Linked DNA regions of Homo sapiens: region 1 is linked to region 2. The links are chromatin contacts, found by Hi-C or POLR2A ChIA-PET in ENCODE. All regions are on one chromosome and are shown on one strand. The core of a region is the stretch at or near the end of the contact, and the rest is flanking DNA. Distances in the headings are between cores, read along the strand shown. Region 1 holds the start of POLR1C (RNA polymerase I and III subunit C). Region 2 holds the start of TAF8 (TATA-box binding protein associated factor 8).

Region 1 (5,696 bases), core at 1,008-3,507, 1.5 Mb after region 2:
GCCCTGATATTTTGATTCTGAGACTGTTCTGGTGCTGGGAATAAAAAGATAAACAAGACAGAGCCTGCTTTTGAGATGCTGTTGGTCTCTGGAAGGAAGATTCCAGGAATAAGAAAGGATAGCAGTGGTGAAGTGCTGTCTATTAGAGGCAAGCGCAGAGTTCTTTTTTTTTTTTTTTTGAGATGGAGTCTCACTTTGTTGCTCAGGCTGAAGTGCAGTGGCACGATCTCGGCTCACTGCAAGCTCCGCCTCCGCCTCCCAGGTTCATGCCATTCTCCTGCCTCAGCCTCCCGAGTAGCTGGGACTACGGGCACCCGCCTGTCTAATTTTTTTTGCATTTTTAGTAGAGACAGGGTTTCACCGTGTTAGCCAGGATGGTCTCGATCTCCTGACCTTGTGATCCGCCCGCCTCGGCCTCCCAAAGTGCTGGGATTCCAGGCGTGAGCCACCATGCCCGGCTGGCAAGCACAGAGTTCTATAGGAACACCAGGAGAGAACAAACTGGGGATGGGATTGAGGAATGTGGAACAGAGGAAGTGACATCTGAGGTAGGTTTTGAGGGAAGATGAGTAGTCAGTTAGATGGAAAAGAAGAGGAAGATGGTGTGCTATTATTACTTGTTTCAGTGACAGGTGCAGTGATGAGAGGTGATGGGGTCATGAAGACGGGGAGCCCATCAGAGCCCAGGGCTTGAAATCTGACTGTAGTGTGCATGAAGGTCTAGGTGTTAGGAGGGAAGCTTCTTCAAGAGAAGGCTCCTCACCTGCTTCGCACCTGAGCAGGCTCCACATCAAAGTAGGGTCTGAGGATGTCGATGTTGGCGTACAAGCTGAAGGCCCTGGAGGCTTGTCTTTTCCCAGCCTGCCACATCTGAAGTAAGGAAGATGGGCATAGGTATTGTGGTACTGTTGGTTCTAGATCCTGTTGCCTATTTTCCGTTTGATTTCTACATGGTTCTAACTGGACAACCTGGGGCGAACATCACCAACACCAATTCCAGAACACGGGACATACCTAGGTCTACTTTTCTACCTGCAGAGGATTCAATCTTGCTTACCTGATCTGCCACCTGCCGGCTCAGCTGTCCCTTAAAGCCCTTCATGCCCAGGAACTCTCCATCCTCCTCTTCAGCAGCAGCTGCATCAGCTGCATCAGCGTCTACTTCTTCCTCGCGCAGGCGCTGATGCAGCTCACCCATATCCTCGAAGCTAGAGCCTGAGGTATCATCCATGTTCTCCATGTCAATCACAGCTGAGCCTCCGCCCTGTGAAGACAATGGCTCCTAGAGTGCAGGACTTTTCTGTTCCATCCATTAAGTCCTCTGCTCATCCCAGGGTTTAGGGCTTTGTTCTTCCACTGCTGAGGATACGGCTTGGAATCACTACAGATCATGCCACTCCATTCCCCCTCATATGCTCTCAGAACGCCTGGTTTCTAGCTTTGGCTATCTTTTCTAGCCTGGGAAACCTACTAGTCTTCCATTCATGTCTTTCTCCTATGTTACCTATCAAAGACTAAAAGGCTGAAAAAGTGCCCATTTCCTTCTTTCCTAAGCCCCAAACAAAACTATACACATAGTATGTTTTCAGCGAATGCCAGTGAATCCCACCCAACCCCACTCCATGCCTTACCCCGACCAACCTCCTAACTTGTTCCAAGAATACCTTCTTCCTAATGCCTCGGGCGGGCCCTGAAACCCGAGATCCTCAGGCTGGAGTAGTAGTCTGGCCCTTTCAGGTCAATGTTAATCCCACTGACTTTAGTGTGCACGAAGACCCAAAGAAGAGAGTTTTGTAAATGGAGCGGACTTCCAGGCCCAGAGGGGGAATCCCCAAGACACTTCTGGACATCGCCGGCCCTCCGGCTGCTGGCAGCTGGTGCCTTGGGGCCATTACCTGGATGTTTTCTTCGAACCCTCCCCATTCCGGGCCAGCTCCATTTCGGGCGCCGCCCGCCGGCGCCGCTGTAGTTGCCATGTCCCTTGAGGGCTCCCGTCGCTGAAACCCGCGCTAGCCCCGCGCGCGGAGTGGGCAAGATGTGGGCCTCCGGAAGGTAGACGTCCAGGGTCGAGGAGAGGTGGGATCGGCCGGAACACAAAAAGGAGAAGCCCGGATGTTTGGACAAAAGCAACTTCCGGAAGCTGGGGACGTGGACGGGGGCGGGGAAAAATCTCGCGATATTTAAGATTCCAGGAGGCGGTGCGTTGCCACGGAGACGGAGCAGGGCTACTAGGACGCACGCGCGAGATAGAACCTCTAGTCTCGTGGAGAGATTGAAGATGGCGGCTTCTCAGGCGGTGGAGGAAATGCGGAGCCGCGTGGTTCTGGGGGAGTTTGGGGTTCGCAATGTAAGCCTTGTGGCCTTGAGCTCGGGCGGGAGGAATGAGAGCGGAACAGGGATGGGTCTTGGGATTGGCGTGGGGATAGCTGTGGGCTCACTGTCCCTTCGTGGACAAATTCGTCCCTTTGCTCTAGGTCCATACTACTGACTTTCCCGGTAACTATTCCGGTTATGATGATGCCTGGGACCAGGACCGCTTCGAGAAGGTAAGTGGGGCCGGAGTTGTCTGGGGAGGGTTATGAAGGCCAGACCTTGTGGTCTGAGCAGCCTGTGTCTGTCTCAGAAGCTGCTCTTGGGGGTCGCTCCGTTTGTAAGTTTGTTGAGCAATGTGCTAGACGCTCCGTTTACAGGCCAAATTAGACACGGTTTCTACCCAGTTCTGCAAAGATGTTCAGTCTTGTTGAGGAATGGTGTGTATAAACAGTGAATCTAGTGTAATATGGTGAAGGTGGTTGATAGCGATGAAGACGGCAGGGTTGGGGTGGGGAGCATTACGCTGAGACCAGGAAGAGGGGCGGAGAGGTACTTAACATTTCAAGAGGAGGGTACATCTCAATTGAGCCTTGAATGGTAAGTAAAAAAGAACAGGAGTTAAATTATGAAGGGTTTGTTTCAAGTCAGTGAAGTTCAGGATATACAGGTTTTGTGTGTATTTAGTCTTTTGTATTGTTTCACTTAGCTTAAAATAAGGGTTAAAATTGCATTTAAATAGATTACTGAATGTTACCGTTTAGGCAACTGACCTTTGCGTGCAGCTTATAAACATGATCTGTAAATCAGTGCTTGGGAAAATTTTACTTTTTTAACCTGTTGATACAAGGAATAAAGTATGAACAATGAAAAAGGTTAATGCTTGAAAAAAAATTATGGCTTGTGTGAAGTGTGCTCCGGGCATGTCCAAGTAGTTCTGGCATGAGTGGTAGGCAAGGTTGAAGTGTGTCTTGGGCACTGTTGATGATAGGGAGATTGAATAGTTCTTAAGCAGACATGATGAGATTTGCAACCTTGGTGGCTGGGAGGGAATGAGTTTGAGGAGGATCATATGGAGCAGGCAGATCTGTTGTAAGGGAAGCTGAGGTTGAAGACATGAACTAAGACTGATGGTAGAAATAGAGCAAAGGTAGAATAGAAGGTAAATTTATGATTGCTTTGGTAAAGGCTGTGGGGGTAGCATAAAATGACTTTTTGGCTTGGGAACTGCTTTGATGCATTGTGGTATCATTTACTGAGAGGAGAAATGGGTCTGGGGAACGGGAATGATGATGCATTGTTTTCTGCATGTGGAGAAATCTAGCAGGCTAGAAGACTGCATGCTTGAAATGAGATCAGAAGTGAGATAACATTTTGGGAGTTGTCAGAACAGATAGTTGCTAAAACTGTTAGTACAGTTAAGGTGACCTGGGAGAGAGACAAGAACCTGGCAAATTTAGAGATGGGTGGAAGTCGATCATCAGAGAAGGAAGAAGAGTGGAGCTCAGAGCTCAGAAACCAGGGGAATAGTTCAAAAAAGGAGGAGATTTTTTTCTTTGCTTTTCATGAGGCACTCTTATGTCCCAGGCTGGAGTGCAGTGGCGCGATCTTGGCTCACTGCAACCTCCGCCTCCCGGGTTCAAGCAGTTCTGCCTCAGCCTCCCGAGTAGCTGGGACTACAGTCATGCGCCACTATGCCCAGCTAATTTTTTGTATTTTTGGTAGAGACGGGGTTTCACCATGCTGGCCAGGCTGGTCTCAAACTCCTGACCTTGTGATCTGCCCGTCTCAGCCTCCCAGAGTGCTGGGATTACAGGTGTGAGTGACTGTGCCGGGCCAGGAGGGGGTTTTTTAATCAATGCCAAGCATAACAGAAGTCTAGTAAGAGGACTGAGTAGTGTCAACAAAACTAAGCACTATGGTAGTTTCTGTTCTTCAGTAGAATAGCTTCTGTGGATGGTTTGGTTGGAAGCCATATTGCATAGGGTTTTAATGAATGGACGACAAAAATGGAGACTTTTCATGAAACTTAAAACACTGGGCGAGATAGAATATTTAATAAGAGACATTTGGGCAAAGGGAGGTTTTTGGATGAGAGGATAATACTTGAGGGAATTATCTAAGGGGGAGGTATGAAGAGATATTACACAGAGAGCAGATTTCACTTAAATGTTTTTTCCTGTCCCTCTAGAATTTCCGTGTGGATGTAGTACACATGGATGAAAACTCACTGGAGTTTGACATGGTGGGAATTGACGCAGCCATTGCCAATGCTTTTCGACGAATTCTGCTAGCTGAGGTATTGGCAGGCATGGTGACAAGGCTGGAGTTGCTTTGGGAACTGCACTGACACCTCACTTGGAGAATTAAGTGTCTCAAGCTGTCCTTCCCTCCTTAATTTTCCTGGAATTTTGCTGAGCATTTTACCTTCTCATTCTTTGTAAATTTCTCATTAAACATTCTAGGAAGAGAGATAGCTCCCTACCTCTGGAGGTTGGGGTTACGGGGATAGGTAGGGGGTCTGTTGGGTTTTTGCAGATAAGTGGTTATTTTTCCTTGGGCAGGTGCCAACTATGGCTGTGGAGAAGGTCCTGGTGTACAATAATACATCCATTGTTCAGGATGAGATTCTTGCTCACCGTCTGGGGCTCATTCCCATTCATGCTGATCCCCGTCTTTTTGAGTATCGGAACCAAGGTGAGAAAATGAAATTTTGGGAGAAGTGGACTATCTGGGTTCAAATCCTGGTTGACTGTGATGTTGGGTAAGTTACTTATCTTTGTACATCAGTGTCTTTCATCTGTGAGAACACTTGCCTTGTCTCCCAAGTTTGCCATAATTAAATGGGAAACACGTAAAGCATTCAGCATAGTGCTGGCACTCAGACGTTTACTAGTTCTTAGGAGCTCCCTCCATTTGTGCAGGAGATGAAGAAGGCACAGAGATAGATACTCTACAGTTTCGTCTCCAGGTCAGATGCACTCGGAACCCCCATGCTGCTAAAGATTCCTCTGACCCCAACGAACTGTACGTGAACCACAAAGGTGAGTAGTGGTAGGGTGAGGAAGAGGCCCCACCTGTGGGTAGCTGCTAGTTTTAGGGACTGAGATCTTCTGACATGTTTTTCCTCCAGTGTATACCAGGCATATGACATGGATCCCCCTGGGGAACCAGGCTGATCTCTTTCCAGAGGGCACTATCCGACCAGTGCATGATGATATCCTCATCGCTCAGCTGCGGCCTGGCCAAGAAATTGACCTGCTCATGCACTGTGTCAAGGGCATTGGTGAGAACCCTGTGTGCCTTCCTGGGAAGGGGGATAGTTCGGTTGCAGTGGGGCAAGCTGACTAGGGAACTCAGCTGAGACATTCCCGGCAGGTAGAAAG
Region 2 (6,039 bases), core at 2,477-4,976:
CCACAGACTCCCTTTAGGAAACTCCTAAGTTCCTGGCTCAAGTGCACATTTTTTGTGGTCAGCGAAGGAGGCAGGCTAGCCTAATGGTTAAGAATAAAGCCTCCCAAATCAAGTGACCTAGGTTTAAATCCCAGCTCTGCCATTTGTTTCTTGTGTCTGAAGGAAGATTACTTATCTCCAGTGCCTGCGTTTCCTCGTCTATAAAATGGAGAGAATCCTAATGCCTACCTCATAGGACTATATTAGGAGGTTTAAATGAGATATGATCTCTAAGCCACTTAGAAGAGTACCTGACAGTGTTATGTAACTGTTAGCTAGTATTCTAAGCCCTTGAGGGAAGGGGAAGCCGGAAGGAGAAGATGTTTGGGACCATGGAGGTCATGATCTCAATAACTGGCATAGACTAGAACTCTGCTACAATTATCAGAGGCTTTCAGTGTTAAGTTCCAGGGGAAGAAACTCTGATTTGATTACCATGACATCCCCAACAGCTGTGGGAATAGCCTGTGCAGATGGAGTATGGCCATAGCAAATAGGTGCTGAATGAATTCATAAATTGCTGTGTCAGTCATTTCCCGAAGGAGCCCCAGAATTGAACGGCCAGAAGAATCTGTGAGGAAGCAAAGGGAGATCCACTTCTCTATCCACGTCTGGTCCCAAAGAGAAATGAGGTGGTAGGCAGAGGGCAAGGACTCGTCAGAGGAAACAGTCTCAGAGTCCAGGGATGAGGAGGGGGTGCCCAGGATTGTGTGGACTGTCACATCACCCCCAGGTGGACCCTCCCAGCTGTACCCAGCTGGGAATTCCTGGGTTCTTGGGACCCAGCCCAGAAAACTGCCTTTTCTGGGATTCATCCTGTTCATTCCCTTGATGGTTAGACAGTGGATTAAAGGGAGCAGGAATTGTTTCTGGGTCGCCCCTATATTCCAGTGTCCAACACCACAGCTGGGGTTCAATCCAGTTCTGTGGAATAAGTGCCCCCAAAGACTTCTATGCTTTTCATCCTTCTGAACCCAACTCAAATGTCCTTTTCTCTCTGAAGCCTTCCCAGCCACCCCAGCCAGTGTACTTGGCATCTATGTCTATTGTTTTGTGATCCATATTAGCTGTGGATGAATAACATCATTGCACCCTCAGCATTCCATATAATGCCAGGCACATAGTAGGTGTTCAATCAATGCAAATGAATAACTTAATGCTCCCTTAGTAACAGCAACCAATTTATTCAGTTATTCCTCTTGTTGGCACTTCAAGAGACACAGAAGAAGCTAAGATCATCATCTATGTATCAATCAGACACCACTGAGGGGTCCCTCCCTCCAGTTTCATCCCGGTGCACTTGCCAGAGCACTCACAGACTCCCCATCCACACTGGTCTGCCCTCCTACTGGCCTTCCACCCCATCTTTGAGGCATGAGAAGACCAACAGCCCGGTAAAGCCACGGGGCTTCCAGATCAGCTGGAGGGGGTTGTGCCGATGTGTGTACATACAGAGGGCTCAGGGCCTTTGGGGGTTTCTCTGCCCTTCAATTCCGTGCAGAACACCTCACTCAGTGGGAAAGTGAGCCAAGCTTTCGGTGCCAACTAGGAAGTGATGAGGATGCGGCGACCCCATTGACCCACCCAGCACCGATCCCCAACGCATGGTCTCCAGCCTGAGCTGACATCCCATCTACCCCGGTTTCTCCAGCACCCAAGCCTACCTCCTCGTCAGGTGACCTCCCCGGAGCACCGACTGGGGTCGCAGGCGCTCTGTCCCGCCGCCTCCGGAGCCTGCCTTTGGGGAGTGGGGGTGGTCGCAACCACCAGCCGCGAGGAGAGGATTGCACCTCTCCCCCCCGGCCGGCATCCGAACAGAGCCAGTCTCCACCCCTGCAGTGGCGAAGTGTTTACAAAGTCCGCGCCGCGCCGCCGATCCAGAGCTGGGCAGGAAGTGGGGAAGAGGGGGCGGAGGAGACAAAGGGGCTGGTGCTCTGCTCAGCCAAGTTTCGGTCCCCGGCCTGACTCTCCCACCCCCTGTACACCCTCGGCGAGGCCAGGAGGCTCATCCGGCGCCGCGCACCCCCGCCCGCAGCCCCCGCCCCACGCGGCATAGGTGCGGGGGCGGGGCGCCACGGAGGCTCAGGTGTGGGCGGCGGGGCCGGGGCAGCACGGGTTCCCGGACCGCTGCCTCCCGGCGTTGGCAACTCCTCCACGTGCTATCCAGGAAGTAAACAACATCATGAGGAGCGACTTCTTTTTCTTTTTCTTTTTTTTGAGATGGAGTCTCCCTCTGTCGCCCAGGCTGGAGTGCAGTGGCGCGATCTCGGCTCACTGCAACCTCCGCCTCCCGGATTCAAGCTATTCTCCTGCCTCAGCCTCCCGAGTAGCTAGGACTACAGGCGCACGCCGCCACGCCCGGCTAATTTTGTGTATTTTTAGTAGACACGGGGTTTCACCATGTTGGTCAGGCTGGTCTCGAACTCCTGACCTGAGGTGATCCACCCGCCTCGGCCTCTCAAAGTGCTGGGATTACAGGCGAGAGCCACCGCGCCCGGCCGATTTCTTGACTCTTACTACACGTCAGGCACTGTGACAGACTCTTTCTGTGTATCATCTCATCTTTCCCCCAGCTTTACAGAAGAGGAAACTGAGACACACTGAGGATTAAGGTCAAGTGCCCGAAGTACCATAGCTGGCTAGTGTTAGGATCCAAGCCCAGAATCTGCGTCCTGCCAGGCACCTGCAAATGGGGACGAACACGGCGCAGCTAGAGGGGCTGACAGGCTAGGGAGAAAACCACTGGTAGCCGCGGGCACCCCACGCCCTGGGAGTGAGGCGGCAAGGGACAAGTCTCCCGCCCCCTAGACTTGCCTCGCAAATACTTGCGGGTCGAGGGCGCGAAGGCAGCAGGATGCAGCGATAGACTTGGACTAGGTGGTCCAGGCTCTACTTCCAAGTGGGCCATTGACAGGCGGGGCGGCCCTCAGCACAAAATCACCAGGCTGGATGCTCCAGGGTTTCCCAACATTACTCGCTCAGAAGAATCATCTGGGGAGCTCCTTAATGAGAAAGATTCCCAAGCCCCTCTTCCAGAGAGTGAAGTCACTGGGATTGGGCTGGGCCCAGCCAGGTGTTACTAATAATAAGACAAGTTTGGAAAACCCTGCGAGTGTAGATGATCTCCTGGTATGCTCTTTATAAGAACCGATTTTCATATTAAAATAGGTTTCTTTTAACTCAGTGAAACCGGGCGCGTTTTCCTGGCCCACAACCAAGCCACTGAAGGCCCCAGAACACTTCACTCTCAAAAGGTCACGTGAGGCTGGCGCGGTAGCTCACGCCTGTAATCCCAGCACCTTGTGAGGCCGAGGCCGCGGACTGCTTGAGCTTAGGTGTTCGAGACCAGCCTGGCCAACATGGCGAAACTCGGTCTCTACTAAAAATACAAAAACTAGCGGGGCGTGGTGGTGCCCGCCTGTAATCCCAGCTACTCCGGAGGCTGAGGCGGGAGGATCGCTTGAGCCTGGGAGGTGGAGGTTGCAGTGAACCGAGATCGCGCCATTGCACTCTAGCCTGTGAAACGGAGCAAGACTCTGTATCCAAAAAAAAAAAAAAAAAGTCACGTGAGCCGGGGTCACCGGAGGCGTCCCCCAACCGACTGGGCTTCGGAAAACCAAGGGGCGCACGCCGCCCCGCCCCGCCCCGCCCCGCGACTACAAGTCCCATCGCGCCCCGCGCTCGCGCACACTACGCCAGAACAAGATGGCCGACGCGGCGGCCACAGCTGGGGCCGGTGGCTCCGGAACGGTAAGGGCAGGAAGCGCGGGCTCGGAGCCGAGAGAGTTTGGGTATCCTGCAACTTTCCCCTCGACTGAGCAACAAGATAATGCCCAGAAATTCAGCCCCATCATGAGCTCCGACTGGCGGAGGGTGTTTTCAGGCCGTAGGCGCCCCCTCCTTGGGACTTGGCTGCGGCCTCCGGAGTTGGCGGACCTGTGTCTTGATTGGCTCGTTCGCTGTTGGGGGTTGGGAGCCCGGAACACCCCCGATTGGTCTGAAGATGCCGTTTTCGCCTTCTTATTGGCCGGCCAAAGTTGAAAGGCATTCCCGTTTCAAAATATTTAGCTTTCTTACTTTTTTGTGCTTTTATCTTTTGCCCTCCTCTCCTCGCGGTCACCTCTTGTTACTGTTTTCATTTTCCCTTTCAATGAAATGGTGTGAAGATGGGAGGCACAAGAGAGGGATCCTGTTTTTTCTGCGGGACACGTCTTAATCCCATCATGCGTGTTTCTTCAGCTATGTATTCTAATAATCTGCTAAAGTAGAAAGTAAAAGACCTGCTATTTTATCTCATTGGGACTGTACGTTTTAGGTAAGCGGAGAAGTGGTCTCTGTATTTAAAGCACCTTGGGTGCTCAATTTTTACTCAGTTGGCCAAGATCTGTAAATCTAAACATTAAGCACTGATTTTTAAAATAAAATTATTTAGTAAAATAACTTTGCTTGCCGTTGACCACGTATGAACTATGTGATTGCATCCTTCTCCTGTGGATGAAAATCTCTCTGCTGATTCACAGAGATCGGGAAGTAAACAGTCCACTAACCCTGCCGATAACTATCATCTGGCCCGGAGGAGAACCCTGCAGGTGGTTGTGAGCTCCTTGCTGACAGAGGCAGGGTTTGAGAGTGCCGAGAAAGCATCCGTGGAAACGCTGACAGAGATGCTGCAGAGCTGTGAGTACATGGAAACACTTGGCCTTGGAGTCAACCCCAACATCAGTTCTGTGCCCTGCTTTGTGATAGTGTTTGAGAGGATTTAAGAAACAAACTTTTTTCTTAAGAGGGGAGAAAAAAAATTTTTTTTAATGTAAAAAGTTGAGAAAAGAAAACAGCACAATGGGCCGAGCGTGGTGGCTCACGCCTGTAATCCCAGTACTTTAGGAGGCTGAGGCGGGTGGATCACCTGAAGTCAGGAGTTCAAGACCAGCCTGGCCAACGTGGCGAAACCCCGTCTCTACTAAAAAACACACAAAAAAATTAGCTGGGCGTGGTGGCAGGTGTCTATAATCCCAGCCACTCGGGAGACTGAGGCAGGAGAATCGCTTGAATCTGGGAGGCAGAGGTTACAGTGAACTGAGATCGCACCACTGCACTCCAGCCTGTGAGGCTCCATCTCCAACAACAACAACAAAAACAGAAAAGAGCATAATGAAGTGACTTACAGGCTTTAGAATCAGATAGACTTGGTGTACATCATCACTCTGTCACTTAATAGCTTGGGCAAGCCACTGAATCTCCTGAACCTCAATTTCCTCATTTCTGAAATGGGATAACAGTTTCTACCTCATGGATTTGTGAGTGTAAGTGAGATGTATATATAAAACATTCAGTGCTGGGGAGATTTTAAGCTCTTGGTGAGTTATGGGTGCCCTTAAGGACTTTTGTTGGGGAGTCAGGACTAATTCCCCATGCAATAGATATCATCACATTATGTAATGAAATGCTAGATTGTGTGATACAAAGAATGAAGGGGAAAAGCCCCCCCCCCCTTTTTTTTTTTGAGACAGAGTCTCACTGTGTTGCCCAGGCTGGGGTGCAGTGGCACAATCTCAGCTCACTGCAGCCTCCGCCTCCCAGGTTCAAGCAATTCTCCTGCCACAGCCTCCCAAGTAGCTGGGATCATAGGCGTGCACCACCACGCCTGGCTAATTTTTGTATTTTTAGTAGAGACAGGGTTTCACCATGTTGGCCAGGCTGGTCTTGAACTCCTGACCTCAGGTGATCCACCCACCTTGGCCTCTCAAAGTGCTGGGATTACAGGCATGAGCCACTACACCCAGCTGAAAAGCTACTTTTAAAAGGAAATGTGTTGAGATTTAGAAGCCCGGGTGTGGTCTTACAGAGGCTTTTCTGCATGTACAACATATTTCCCTGTTTTGAACTTTTGGGGCATGGGATGGGATGAGGGATGGAAGTATTTACGGTGTTTCTTAGGGATCAACAACTATGAAAGGAAGTAGGAGAAAGGTTTGGGCAGAGGGAGATGTGGGGTGCAAT

What was found. Hi-C counts contacts between places; a loop is a spot of excess contacts on that map. ChIA-PET counts read pairs that join two places held with the same protein, here RNA polymerase II (POLR2A). Pooled maps may share reads with other maps.
Region 1: a map of naive thymus-derived CD4-positive, alpha-beta T cell shows a loop between it and region 2 (17-fold over the local background). The contact joins the promoter of POLR1C here to the promoter of TAF8 in region 2. A Hi-C loop is called at or near these places in 1 of 168 maps with a recorded cell type or tissue (naive thymus-derived CD4-positive, alpha-beta T cell) and 8 of 50 pooled maps. POLR2A ChIA-PET finds 5 or more read pairs at or near these places in 1 of 52 experiments (T-cell).

The regions. Positions count from the first base shown.
Region 1 is chr6:43,514,832-43,520,527 of GRCh38, forward strand. It overlaps POLR1C (RNA polymerase I and III subunit C), which reads left to right and starts at 2,258. Exons shown (of 9, transcript NM_203290.4): 1 at 2,258-2,347; 2 at 2,475-2,546; 3 at 4,502-4,609; 4 at 4,875-5,007; 5 at 5,235-5,354; 6 at 5,444-5,596. The coding sequence starts at 2,279. It overlaps YIPF3 (Yip1 domain family member 3), which reads right to left and starts at 2,095. Exons shown (of 9, transcript NM_015388.4): 1 at 1,896-2,095; 2 at 1,058-1,264; 3 at 764-870. The coding sequence starts at 1,976. RefSeq lists an enhancer at 1,835-2,384.
Region 2 is chr6:42,046,798-42,052,836 of GRCh38, forward strand. It overlaps TAF8 (TATA-box binding protein associated factor 8), which reads left to right and starts at 3,727. Exons shown (of 9, transcript NM_138572.3): 1 at 3,727-3,789; 2 at 4,560-4,716. The coding sequence starts at 3,745. It also overlaps a transcript of CCND3 not described here. RefSeq lists enhancers at 1,544-1,593, 3,350-3,901, 3,683-4,232, 3,902-4,453 and a silencer at 1,964-2,213.